Linked DNA regions of Homo sapiens: all the other regions are linked to region 3. A link is a contact called in ENCODE Hi-C or POLR2A ChIA-PET data. All regions are on one chromosome and are shown on one strand. The core of a region is the stretch at or near the end of the contact, and the rest is flanking DNA. Distances in the headings are between cores, read along the strand shown.

Region 1 (3,802 bases), core at 210-2,709, 510 kb before region 3:
AACATGCAGTATCTGAATCTGATCACGAGAGACATCAGACAAAGCCCAACTAAGGGTCAGTCTATGAAATCGCCAGCCCTTATTCTTCAGAAGTGTTCATGTCATGAAAGACAAGGATAGACTAAGGGACTATGCTGGATTATAGGACACACAACAACAGATTACACAACAGGCACACAACAACAGATTACAGTGTGCAATTCTGAATTGGATCCTGAACCAGAGAAATATTTCTTTTCTTTTGTTTTGAAGGACATTAGTGGAGCAACTGACAGGATTTGAATAAGATCTGGGGATCAGGTAACATCTGTGTAAATATCTGTGTATATTTCCCAATTTTGATAAACCGTACTGTGGTTATTTAAGAGAACATCCTTGTTGTTTTTGTTTTTAGGAAATGCACCCTGAAATATTTCAGGGTTCAAGGAGCATCATGTCTAAAATTTAATCTCAAAAGCTTCAGGGAAAACAGAAATGTGTGTGTGTGGAGAAAGCACACAAAAATTGGTAAAAATGTTAACATTGGGGGAATCTGAGGAAAGTAGATTCAGGAAGTCTTGGCACTCCTTTTGCAAGTTTTCAAGTCTGTAATTATTTCAAAATCAAAAGTTTACAAAATAAAAATTAAGGCTGGGCACAGTGGCTCATGCCTGTAATCCCAGCACTTTGGGAGGCCGAGGCAGGTGGATCACCTGAGGTTAGGAGTTCAAGACCAGCCTGGCCAACATGGTGAAACCCCATCTCTACTAAAAATATAAAAAATTAGCCAGGTGTGGTGGTGGGTGCCTGTAATCCCAGCTACTCAAAAGGCTGAGGCAGGAGAATCTCTTGAACCCAGAAGGCAGAGGTTACAGTGACCCAAGATCATGCCACTACACTCCAGCCTGCGCTACCGAGTGAGACACCATCTCAAAATAAATAAATAAATAAATAAAAATAAAGTCCACTCTGGCTGCCGGGTGGAGCATAAATATTGGGGGAGGGGCAGCATCAGGAGAGGTAGGACCAAGGATGGCCTAGGGTGCCGTGCTAGGAGGAGACAGGGCCAAGGCCTTAGAGTGTACAGAAATCAGGACCAACAGGCTTTCCATCTTAGGAAAGCCACTCTGTCCCCCACCATGCTGCTAACAACGGACCCAGCCAGTGCCCACCAAATGGCTCCTGCAGCCTTCCTTTGCAGCCACACTGAAAAGCGATCAAATGTGAAATCCCAGGGAGGCCAGAGCAATGCGGCCAGCACTCAGCTCCGGGAGGCTGGTCAGGGAAGGGAGAGATTGGCTGCAGCCCCTGCTGCCCTGTCACCTGTATCCACGAGTGTCCCCCACTGTCTGTTGCCCCCTTGGCCGGCCTCAGCCCCTCAGGAAATAAGACTCTCCAGGCCCCAGCAGGCCTTTTGACCCAAGCCGGGGCAGCCGGGGCTCAGTTCTGAAAGAATAAAGGAACAGGCTTTCTCAGGGGGCTGCCCCTCCTCGGCCTGGTGCAGGGGACACGTGGCACAGCCAGCAAGGCTGTCTAAACAAGCAGGGGTTGAGCTGCACACCAGGCGCCACGCTCATTAAACTGGGGGCCAGCCGCAGGGCTAATCAGCCAAGCGCCTCCAGACACCGTAGTCTTGCAGGTGGATGGTGCCCCTCTGGCCTGCACACGTCTCAGTGGAGGCCGGGTAGTCTCAGGATCCCGGACAAACGAGCCAGAAAAGCCTCCTTCTCCCACCCTACTCCATCATGCGCAGAAACCAACAGTACTGTGGGGGAAGGACAGAGGGAGGTTTACACTCCCCACACGATCGCCTTTGGGAAGGGAACTCTGATGGACTCCCTCCCCTGCTAGGCAGTTCACCATCAGACACCCACAGCCTGCTTTGCTGGATTAGAGGCAGCAAAAAAAGGAGGCCAAAATGTAGTCATGCTGATAGATTGCTATCAGCAGGCCCATAGGAGAGCCTGTTCCTTTATTCTTCTGAACTCTTTCATGGAGACGCCGCCGGCTCAGGCATGGTGACTCAGACGCTCCAGAATTCGGAGCAGCCAGGACCATGGGTCTGGGTGGGGACGTCAGCCTGTGTGTCAGGCCCAGCCCTGGCACCCAGCCAGCTGGGAGGCTGGGAGGCTGGAGGTTTGCAGGCTCATAAAAAGAAATCGCTTGTTCCTCTGCCAGACAAGAATGAGCCAGGTCCGGCGGAGAGAGAAGAAAAGCACTGCTGCTGTGGGATATTCATGCCCAAGATAGTGTCCTTCTGCAGCTCTGGAGGCTGACAAAGATCTGCTTCTTCGGAGCAGGCAGCAGCCACATCAGGGAAGAACTGCACCTCTGACCCACTTGCCGGTGACCCAGTTGCAGGAGAGGAAACTGGGGCGCCAGGAGATGGGATGACTTAGCCCCAGGTCCCCCACGAATGCCTGCCCCCCGACTTCCCTATGGCAGGGTGGACACTGGGAAATCTGAGGACACAAAGAAATGATAACCCATGCCTTCCAAGTTAGTCCGGCCCCTCAGGCGTGAGTGCTCATGCGTTTTGCCCAGACTGGGGCAAGCCTTAGATGTTTTCATATTTTTCAGAATCTCTCTTCTTGACTTGAAATGGCACGGCCAAAAGCATTGTTTCTCAAAGAAGCTACGGATGTAGGACCAGTCTTGTTTGTGTTTGTTTGTTAATTAATTCCAATCCGTTATGGACAGATACTTCTGTAAAGTACAATAAAAATGATTTGCTGGAAAAATGAAGCAGAAAAAAACACAACATAAAACACAAGCCCAAACCTCTACGGTTAGATTTAACAAACACACACATACTCTGTTGACTTGCTATAAAAGTTTCTAAACACTTGCTCCCAGTTTCTGTACTTAGCTCACTGAGGACAGGTGCCAGACAGCTGTGGACTGGCACTCACCCACCGAGCACACTTCAAGTAGCGGCGGCAAAAAGTCAAGGTCAAAGCAGATGGGTTCTGGCCGGGCACGGTGGCTCATGCCTGTAATCCCAGCACTCTGGGAGACCAAGGCGGGTGGATTACCTGAGGTCAGGAGTTCGAGACCAGCCTGATCAACATAGTGAAACCCTGTCTCTACTAAAAATACAAAAATTATCTGGGCATGGTGGCAGATGCCTGTAATCCCAGCTACTCAGGAGGCTGAGGCAGGAGAATCACTTGAACCTGGGAGGCAGAGATTACAGTGAGTCAAGGTCACGCCATTGCACTCCAGCCTGGGCAACAAGAGCAAAACTCTGTCTCAAAAAAAAAAAAAAAAGCATATGGGTTCTAATTCTAGCCACCTCTATCACTAACTGGCTGCATGCCTTTGCCCTCAGCCATACTCTCTTCTTTTGCACATAGCCAACTCACGAATCTACTCACACTACAGTCACATGTGCAAAAGAAGATCTCATTTCTTTACTTTGTCTATGGAGGATCCATTCTTGGTCGAGCATAGCAAGGCAGGGTGGGGTGATGACATTTTAGTTGTACAGAGTAGACTAAGTGCAGTACAATTGTTTAAATGGTCCTTTTAGGCAAATGCCCAGGCTCTCCCAGATTCCCACCCCACCACCCCTCTCTTCTACAAGATGGAGTTTAGGTGTATGGAGGAAGGGAATAGAACTTATGTCAGTGTTTCTCAAACTTTAATGTGCAAACAAGTCCCCTGGGGAGCTTGTGAAAAGTGCACATGCTGATTTAGCAGGTCTGGGGGCAGGCCTGAGATTGTGCACTCCTACCAAGCTCTTGGGTGATGCCAAGGCTGCTGGGCCTCAGAGCACACTTTGAACAGCAAAGGGGCATGAGACCTTACACAGGCAGAGAAA
Region 2 (3,977 bases), core at 159-2,658, 280 kb before region 3:
GAATACGTTAAGACAAGGATTCCAGTGCAAATAGTGCATACATGTTTCAGTTATCTATTGCTGGGCAATGAACCACCCCAACACTTGGTGGCTTAAAACAAACAACCATTATTTGCTCACAATTTTACAACTTGAGCATCAGCTAGGGCAGCTCAAGTGGGGCTGGAAGAATTGTTTTCTAAAGAGCTAGCAAGTTGGTGCAGGCTGTTGCCTGGCAGCTTGACAGCGGCTATGCAGGCCTCTCCATGCGGTTGCCTGGACTCCCCCAACAGCACAGTGACTGGGTTCCAAGGCAGATGAAGTGGAAGCCACCATGCCTCTAAAGGTCTAGGCCTAGAACCAGCACAGCATCATGTTGCCACGTGCTATTGCTCAAAACCATCCCAGGCCCAGCCCAGATTCAAAGGAATGGAGAAAGACACTTTGTTAGTTTGCTAGGGCTGCCTTAGTAAAGTGCCACACAGACTGAGTGGCTTATTTTTTTTTTTTTTTTGACAGTGTCTTGCTCTGTCGTACAGGCTGGAGTGTAGTGGTGTGATCTCGGCTCACTGCAACCTCCGACTCCTGGGCTCAAACGATTCTCCGCCTCAGCCTCCCGAGTAGCTGGGATTACAGGCGCCCGCCATCATGCCCGGCTAATTTTTGTATTTTTAGTAGAGACGGGGTTTCACCATGTTGGCCAGGCTGGTCTCGAACTCCTGACCTCAAGTGATCCACCCACCTTAGCCTCCCAAAGTGTTGGGATTACAGGCATAAGCCACCACGCCTGGCTAATACTGAGTGACTTTAAACAATAGAAATTCATTCTTTCACAGTTCTGAAGGCCAGAAGTCTGAATCCAAGAGGTCAACAGGGTTGGTTCCTCCATGGGGGTTCTGAGGAAGAATCTGTCCCAGGCTTCTTTCCTGGCTTCTGTGGTTGCCAGCAATCCTTGGCATTCCTCGGTTTCAGCAGCATCACCTCATCTCCACCTCTGCAGTCACGTGGTATGTCTGTGCATCTGTCTCTGCCTCTTTGCATGGCCTTCTTCTCTCTTTGTGTTTGTGTGTCTCTGTGCCCACATTTCCTCTTCTAACAAGTACATTCGTCATTAGATTCAGGGCTGCTCGCCCTAATCCAGTATGACCTCATCTTAACTTGATTACATCTGCAAACAGCCTGTTTCCAAACGAAGTCATATTTACAGGTACTGGGGATTGAGACCTCAACATATCTTTTTGTGGGACACAATTCAATCCATAACAACACCCTATCTCTTAGTAGGGGGGATGACAAAGAATTTGCAACCATCGCTATTCCACCCCAATCAGAATGATCCCAGGAAAGGAAGCAAGGAAGCCAGCAGAGAAGGGAAGGAAGCCAAGAAAGCTTATGTAATCAAGGCAGCTGTTACTGTGGGCAACTGGGGCTCAATCCTACCAGGGATCTCTGGGAGACGGCGTAGAACACGCCTCAAAGTTTCCCCAACAGAAGGATGAGGCAGCTGGAGTATTTATCTGCTGATCCCCCCGTCACGGCTGCATTTCTGGCCTGCCCTGCGTGCTGAAAGAGTGCACAGCCAGCAAAACTCCCTCAGGCCGAGGCATGGGTGTTTGAGGCTACAGGCAGGCGGGTGGGGCACCAAAAGTGTCTGCTACAAAGAGCAGGTCAAGACAAGCCACCAGGAGGAGCAGAGATGTCCCCTGGCAAAATTCCAATCCCACAGGTTGAACCACTAGCGAGGGTTGCAGGGTACATGGGGCTACAGAAATGAACCCTAGGGGCCACCCCACAACCATGTAGCTAGGGAACCAAGGCAACCAAGCTCCAGGATGAGGCTTAAGGGAGCAGCTTCCCAGCCTGGGAAGACAGAGCGGGGCAGTGGGGAGCTGGGTCTGCCACAACCACATCCCCTACTGTGGGGGCTAAAGTCCAAGACTGGAGCATGGCTGGGCCTCGGCGTTCACCCTAGCAGCTTTTCCTGCCCAAAACAGTTATTCTGACCCAAGTCTCAGGAAAAAAGAGGAGGCGGGAGGCCACAGAGAAGCAGGCTGAATGTTTTTCGCTCTCTGTTTGTCACCTCCCCTTGCTCACCCCACAAACCCTCGCAGGCTCTCATGGCCTGCAAAGCCGCCTGCAGAAATCACAGCCATGAGTTTCTCATGAATGATTTTAAGTGATTCTTGCTCTGTCCATGGAGGGAAATCACTTATTGAAAATCCAGCAAAAGCCTGGCCAACTGAGGGCTGCTCTGACAGCATGGCCACTGGCGTTCAAACCACAAGGGGTCCTGGGAGAGAAAGGGGATCCTTGGGCCAAGGCAGGCATGAGCCCGAGGCCATACCCTCAGAAAATCAGGCCACTGTGCCCCCACTCTGTGCCTCGCACGCATGGTCTCATTTAATCCTTCCAACCCGTCATTCGCTGGCTCAGTCATTCGTTATGCAACGAATAATCACCCAGCACTTGCTGTATGTCACTCGCTGTTGTGGGCCCTGGGAAACTGTGGTGAACAAAACAGATTTAAAAAAAAAAAAATCCCTGCAGTCAAGAGCTTACATTTTTGTGGGAAAGAAAGGTAGCAAACAAATAAGCCAAACATGTAGTTTTATGGTAGTGAGTGGGAAGGAGAAAAGGAGACAGGGAATATAGGAGCTGGGGTTTGGGGAAAGGATGCAGTTTTCAAAAGCGTGACCAGGGACTTACTTGCTGAGAAGTTGACACTTCAACAAAGACCTTGAGCAGTGCAGGAAGGAGCCCTGCAGACAATACAGAAAGAGCAGGCCAGGGAACCGCATAACAGCAGAGGGAATAGCCAGTGCAAAGGCCCTGAGGGAGGAGTGAGCTCAGTGTATTCCAGGAACGGCAAAGCAGCCCATGTGGCTGAAAGGGAGGAAGGGAGGGGAGGTGAGTGGCCTTGAGCTCAGAGAAGGGAGGGGGCAGGAACCAGACCAGCCAGGGCCTTCCTAACACCCTTGACTTTCACTCATATAACACAGGAAGGCTCTGGAGAATTGTGTGCCAAAAGGGACAGGATCTGACTCGGGTTTCAGGGGATACCTCTGGCTGTTGTTTCCAGAACAGACTGTAAGGGGTGAGGACAAAAGGGAGGACCTCAGTGACCAGTCATTCTCCATATCCAGATTCTCAGAACCACGAATGTAGTCATAAATATGATTTTAGCAAGAAGTGTTTTTAACTTCACTACTAGCATTCTACAAAACCTACCTTCATTATTCTCATTTCAAAGATAAAGTAACAGGCCAGTTGGTGGGTACTTTGACCAGGAAAGCTCTAGTATGAATTTCCCATGAGGCCAAGGAATATGAAAACCCAAATTTCTGACTTTTTTTTTCTTGTTGCTTCCTCCTTCCTTCAGGTAAAACACACACACACACATAAACACACACACACACACACACACACACACACACACTTGTTTCATCCCCTGGTCTTTGAGTTCATGCCCAATTCCTTCTGGTCTTTTCCTTGGGAGGCAAAGTGGCATGAACCCAAGCTGAGGAATCAGATGGGCTGGGCTGAACCCCAGCTCTGCCACCCACCCATGGGCAGGGCAGTTTACAGAAACACAAATCTGGGCTTTACCTCCTCCTGTTGTAGGGTCCTTTCCCCTCCATGGCCCTAGGCAGTAGCCAAGCCTCCGTGTTCCCCTGCCTTTGGGCTTTATGGGCAGGGCCGCATCTGATGTTCTCAGGCACTCAGGAGCCAACCCTCCCTCCCAGGCTTTTGTTTTCAACTGAAACCAAAGCATCAAAAGGATTATATGAGATCAGCCATTCCCAGAGCCTGTTTTGTATACCGATGGAGGTACACGGACCCATGTGTGTCTATGTGTTTGTGTATATATATATATATATATATATATATATATATGTTTGTGTGGCGGGCGACCTTGCTGGGGATAGACCTTTTTTTTTTTTTTTTTTTTTTTTTTGAGATGGAGTCTGGCTCTGTCACCCAGGCTGGAGTGCAGTGGT
Region 3 (3,792 bases), core at 888-3,387:
TTAGCCAGGCATGGTGGCGGGCGCCTGTAGTCCCAGCTACTCGGGAGGCTGAGGCAGGAGAATGGTGTGAACCTAGGAGGCGGAGCTTGCAGTGAGCCGAGATCGCGCCACTGCACTCCAGCCTGGGCGACAAAGTGAGACTCCATCTCAAAAAAAAAAAAAAAAAAAGGAAAGAAAGGTGTGACAGTTTGGTGCTTTCCTGGAAGGTGATCCATTCACCGGTGCCGATAGAGGATGCCCTGCTAGATCACAGTTGTTAAAATCCAAGAGAACTGGGTTAGAGTCCCAGCTCTGACCCTGGCTGGGCCACCTTGGACAAGTTACTTAACACCTCTGAGTTCTGCTTTAAATGGCATACATTCCGCATCTCCCACAGTACCTGAAACACAGCAGGCACTCCATAAATGATCATTATTGTGTCTTAAATTTACTCCTAACTTTTGGCAGCAAATATTATCACCCCATTTTGTGGAGGGGGCCACAGAGGTTCAGAAAGGTTCACCAGTGTTTCAGTTCCTTTTTGCTGTGCAAAAACCACCCCAAATCTTAGTGGCTTAAAATGACAATTAATGATAATTTCTCATAATTCTGTAGATTGATTGGGTGGTTCTTGGGTTCCATATGGTGTCAGCTGGATCTCTCATGGGGATACAATCAATTGGCAGCTAGATTGGGCTGGAAGGTCAAAGAAGGCCTCTCACATGACTAGGGCCTTGGTGCTGGCTGTTGGCTGGGTGGCCTGAGCTCTCTTCTTCACGACCTTTTCATCTGGCTGGCTTGGGCATCTTCAAGTATGGCAGCTGGGCTTCAGGAGGGAGTGTTCCAAGAGGACAAGCCTCAATATGTGAGCAATTATCCTTCCTCTGCTTTTCGTCATGCTCATTAATATTCCATTAGCCAAAGAAAGTCACATGGCCAAACTCAGAGTCAATACATGGGATGTGGGAGGTACGGCTCCTTGAGGGCTGCCTGTGTAACAGTCCAGCCACAAAGGCTTGCCTCGGATGCCACAGCCATTGACTGGTATAGCTGGGATTTGAACCCAAGCCTGTCCGACTCCAGATCCACGCTCCTTCCTCAAGTATTGGTTGAGGCTGGCGTTTGTGGTTCCACTGCCTGAGCCTAGTGGTTAGGCGATTTTCCATCTTGTCTCCAGCCCACCCGTGTCCCTGGTACTCTCTGTGATGTTCTCATCGTACCTCTCCTGCTCCCAACAGAGGGGAGAGAAGCACCCTTCTTCTGCTGGGCTCCCCCTGCCCTTTACTCCTCCATGTTGACTGCAGAGAGCTACTCCTGCTTCCTCCAGAGTCCCAGCCAGGTCGGTGGTGGCCCCATCCCTTCTGACCCCTCCTGCAGCAGCAGCAGCCTGGCTCTGTGGGCCTCATGACCCACATGCCCTTCTGGGCCTCAGCTCAATTTTCAAGGGTACTTTTATTGGGAAAGCGAGGGATCACGAGAACAAAGGCAACATCCTTGAGATAAGCCCAAGTTTACAGCACGCTGTCGTCATCCCAGTGGACTTCCGGTCTGCCTACCAGCTGGGCCGTCCCCTGAGATGGGCCCCCTCCCCTGACCCCTGTCTACACTCAGCCAGAAGCTGATTTGAGCTGGTCCCACAGTGCTGCCTGTGGGAACCCAAGCCCTTCCTGCTCCTATCTGCCTCTGGCTGGATGACGCCCCGGGCAATTCCGCCCACTGTTTTGACCCCAGGCCCCAAACCTAGGTGAGGAACGCCCTCCTCACAGTCCTTCCCTGCTTCCAGTTCAGTGTTGACAGTGAGCAGTGCTCGCTTTGCTATGGCTAGGCCCTCACTCTCCTCTCTTTTCAAGGCCCCAAGAGAGTAAGCCATTTATTCACACCCTATCTTGACAGCAAAGCCGGGGCCTTGAACCTGGGGCACTGCTTTCAGCCATTATTCTTGCAGAGGCCCCAGAGCTCCCAGCCTGCATTTTTGGAGTCTGAGCAGGGCCCACAGCTGTTTTGCTTCAGCTAGGAGTGAAGGCTGACAAAGAGCAAGGTCTCTGGAGAAGGAGGAAATGTTTTCTGGATGCCAAACTGGTGACTGTGGGGAGGTGTGGGGCAGCGGGGAGGGAGGAGCTCTCACTTGTGCCTAGGGAAAGGTCATGGTCAATGAGAAAGCCTTTGATGGGGAGAGTCTGAGATGGGACCCAGGAACATCACCATGAAGCTGTCCAGGATGGATGTGGGACCCTCTGTCAGACCAGGCCAGTTCTCTTAATGTAAGATCAGCAGGCCAAGGTCCTGGGATATGGGAGCTCCCAGGAAGTGGACTGGGATGCCTGAGGGATCCAAGAATTAGCAGTGTCCTGTGTGGTCTCGCTGAGGGAAGCCAGGCAAAATCTAGCGGCTCAGCTGTAACAGCCGGAGCTCTTGGCTCCCAAGCAACAGGAAACAATTCTGGCTTATTTAAGCAGAAAAGGACTTTATCAAAAGGATCTTGGGGAACTCACAAAATAACCAAGAGGGCTGAAGAATACAGTTGGTGAGTCGACCAAGGAGGCTGCACAGCAGTCAGGACCACAGCCAAAGTCAGGCAATCCAGGGATGACCTCGCTGCCAAATCCAGGACTCCCTGGCATACACTGCCACCTTGGGACGTGGATATGGTCCCTGTCGCCCCAGGAACTGGAATGCCATTGACTTGGCGACTGCCACCATCCACCAGAATGGACTTCTGTGCTCCTTGCATCTCTGTATTATTAGTTCCCAACTCCAAGCCTTTGATGGGGGCATCTGATGGATTGAGCCTAAGGTAAGAGCCTATACCAACTGCAATGGCGGCTGGGAAAGTGCCCCTATCTGGGATTTTTAGCTTTTCTGGTGGGAGGCAACTAGGAAGATGAAGGATTCTCCAAACGTGGGAGGAGAGGCTGGAGGCTAGATACCTCACCTAGAAAAATGCAGGGCAGCTGAGTGTTGAAGAAACATGTCTCCAGAGACAGCCTGCGTGTGTATTCCCCCTCCTCCAGATGTCGATGTCGGGGGGCAGGGAGGTGAGGTCAGGAAGTATACGTGGAGTTAGGAACCCTGGGTTCGATTATGAGTCTCCTCTGTCTGTCAACCTGAGATAAGCTATTCACAACCCCGGGGCCTCAGTTGTGCCTCAGTGCCCACTGTCCAGCCTTTGAGCATGCAGAAGGTGTGTGCTAGCTTCTGCTGTCGTGTGGGCCCTCTGGCCGAAAGATGCCCCAAGACTGCCAAAGCCCCAAATGGAATGGGGCTGTTTGCTCAATATAATGATTGAAAGTATGGGTTTTGGAGTCAGGGAGATTGGGGTTTACCAGCCATGTGCCCTTGGATGTGTTCTTTAACCTCTCTGAACCTTAGTTTCCTTATCTGCAAAATGTAGGCATGGTGGCAGGCACACAGCCTCCCTTCCAACCTCGTCCTATGGTGCCCCCATGGTCTGCAGAGACTGGAAGGCTAAAAACTGGATTTCCCAGACACCTTTGCAGCTGGGACTGTGGATGAGAATTCAGTTTCACCAGTTAGATGCAATCGTGTGAAGTCTGGCTGTACCTGCTAGAGGTGTGTGTGTGTGTGTGTGTGTGTGTGTGTGTGTGTGTGTAACAACATTCTAGTGTTTGCTCAGTTACCGGCTTTGTGGGTGTTGAGAGGGGTTGTGGTGGCAGTGGCTTCCTGATCCTTGGATCGCAGCTATGGTAGTGCACTCTGGAAATCTACATTTCTAGAGGCAGGCTCCCTCACGCCTCACCTTCCTGATGGTGGCAGAGATGGCAGTAGTCTTGGCAGACCAGTTCAGTGGTGTTG

Evidence for each region. Hi-C counts contacts between places; a loop is a spot of excess contacts on that map. ChIA-PET counts read pairs that join two places held with the same protein, here RNA polymerase II (POLR2A). Pooled maps may share reads with other maps.
Region 1: a loop to region 3 is called in a map of posterior cingulate gyrus, with 3 times the contacts of the local background. The contact joins the enhancer-like site here to the promoter of LINC03099 in region 3. A Hi-C loop is called at or near these places in 2 of 168 maps with a recorded cell type or tissue (chondrocyte and posterior cingulate gyrus) and 2 of 50 pooled maps. POLR2A ChIA-PET finds 5 or more read pairs at or near these places in 1 of 52 experiments (T-cell).
Region 2: a loop to region 3 is called in a map of psoas muscle, with 2.9 times the contacts of the local background. The contact joins the enhancer-like site here to the promoter of LINC03099 in region 3. A Hi-C loop is called at or near these places in 1 of 168 maps with a recorded cell type or tissue (psoas muscle) and 3 of 50 pooled maps. POLR2A ChIA-PET finds 5 or more read pairs at or near these places in 1 of 52 experiments (activated naive CD4-positive, alpha-beta T cell).

Annotation. Positions count from the first base shown.
Region 1 is chrX:39,753,797-39,757,598 of GRCh38, forward strand. No RefSeq gene overlaps it. Among named protein-coding and RNA genes, the nearest start is that of MIR1587, 82 kb to the right of the region's middle. RefSeq lists enhancers at 1-49, 895-1,844. Within about 2 kb of position 1,460, at least 16 of the 41 ENCODE cell types and tissues checked have a DNase peak (open chromatin) inside an H3K27ac peak, as active enhancers do.
Region 2 is chrX:39,982,888-39,986,864 of GRCh38, forward strand. No RefSeq gene overlaps it. Among named protein-coding and RNA genes, the nearest start is that of LINC03053, 24 kb to the right of the region's middle. Within about 2 kb of position 1,409, at least 3 of the 41 ENCODE cell types and tissues checked have a DNase peak (open chromatin) inside an H3K27ac peak, as active enhancers do.
Region 3 is chrX:40,260,780-40,264,571 of GRCh38, forward strand. It overlaps LINC03099 (long intergenic non-protein coding RNA 3099), which reads left to right and starts at 2,138. Exons shown (of 3, transcript NR_110386.1): 1 at 2,138-2,773.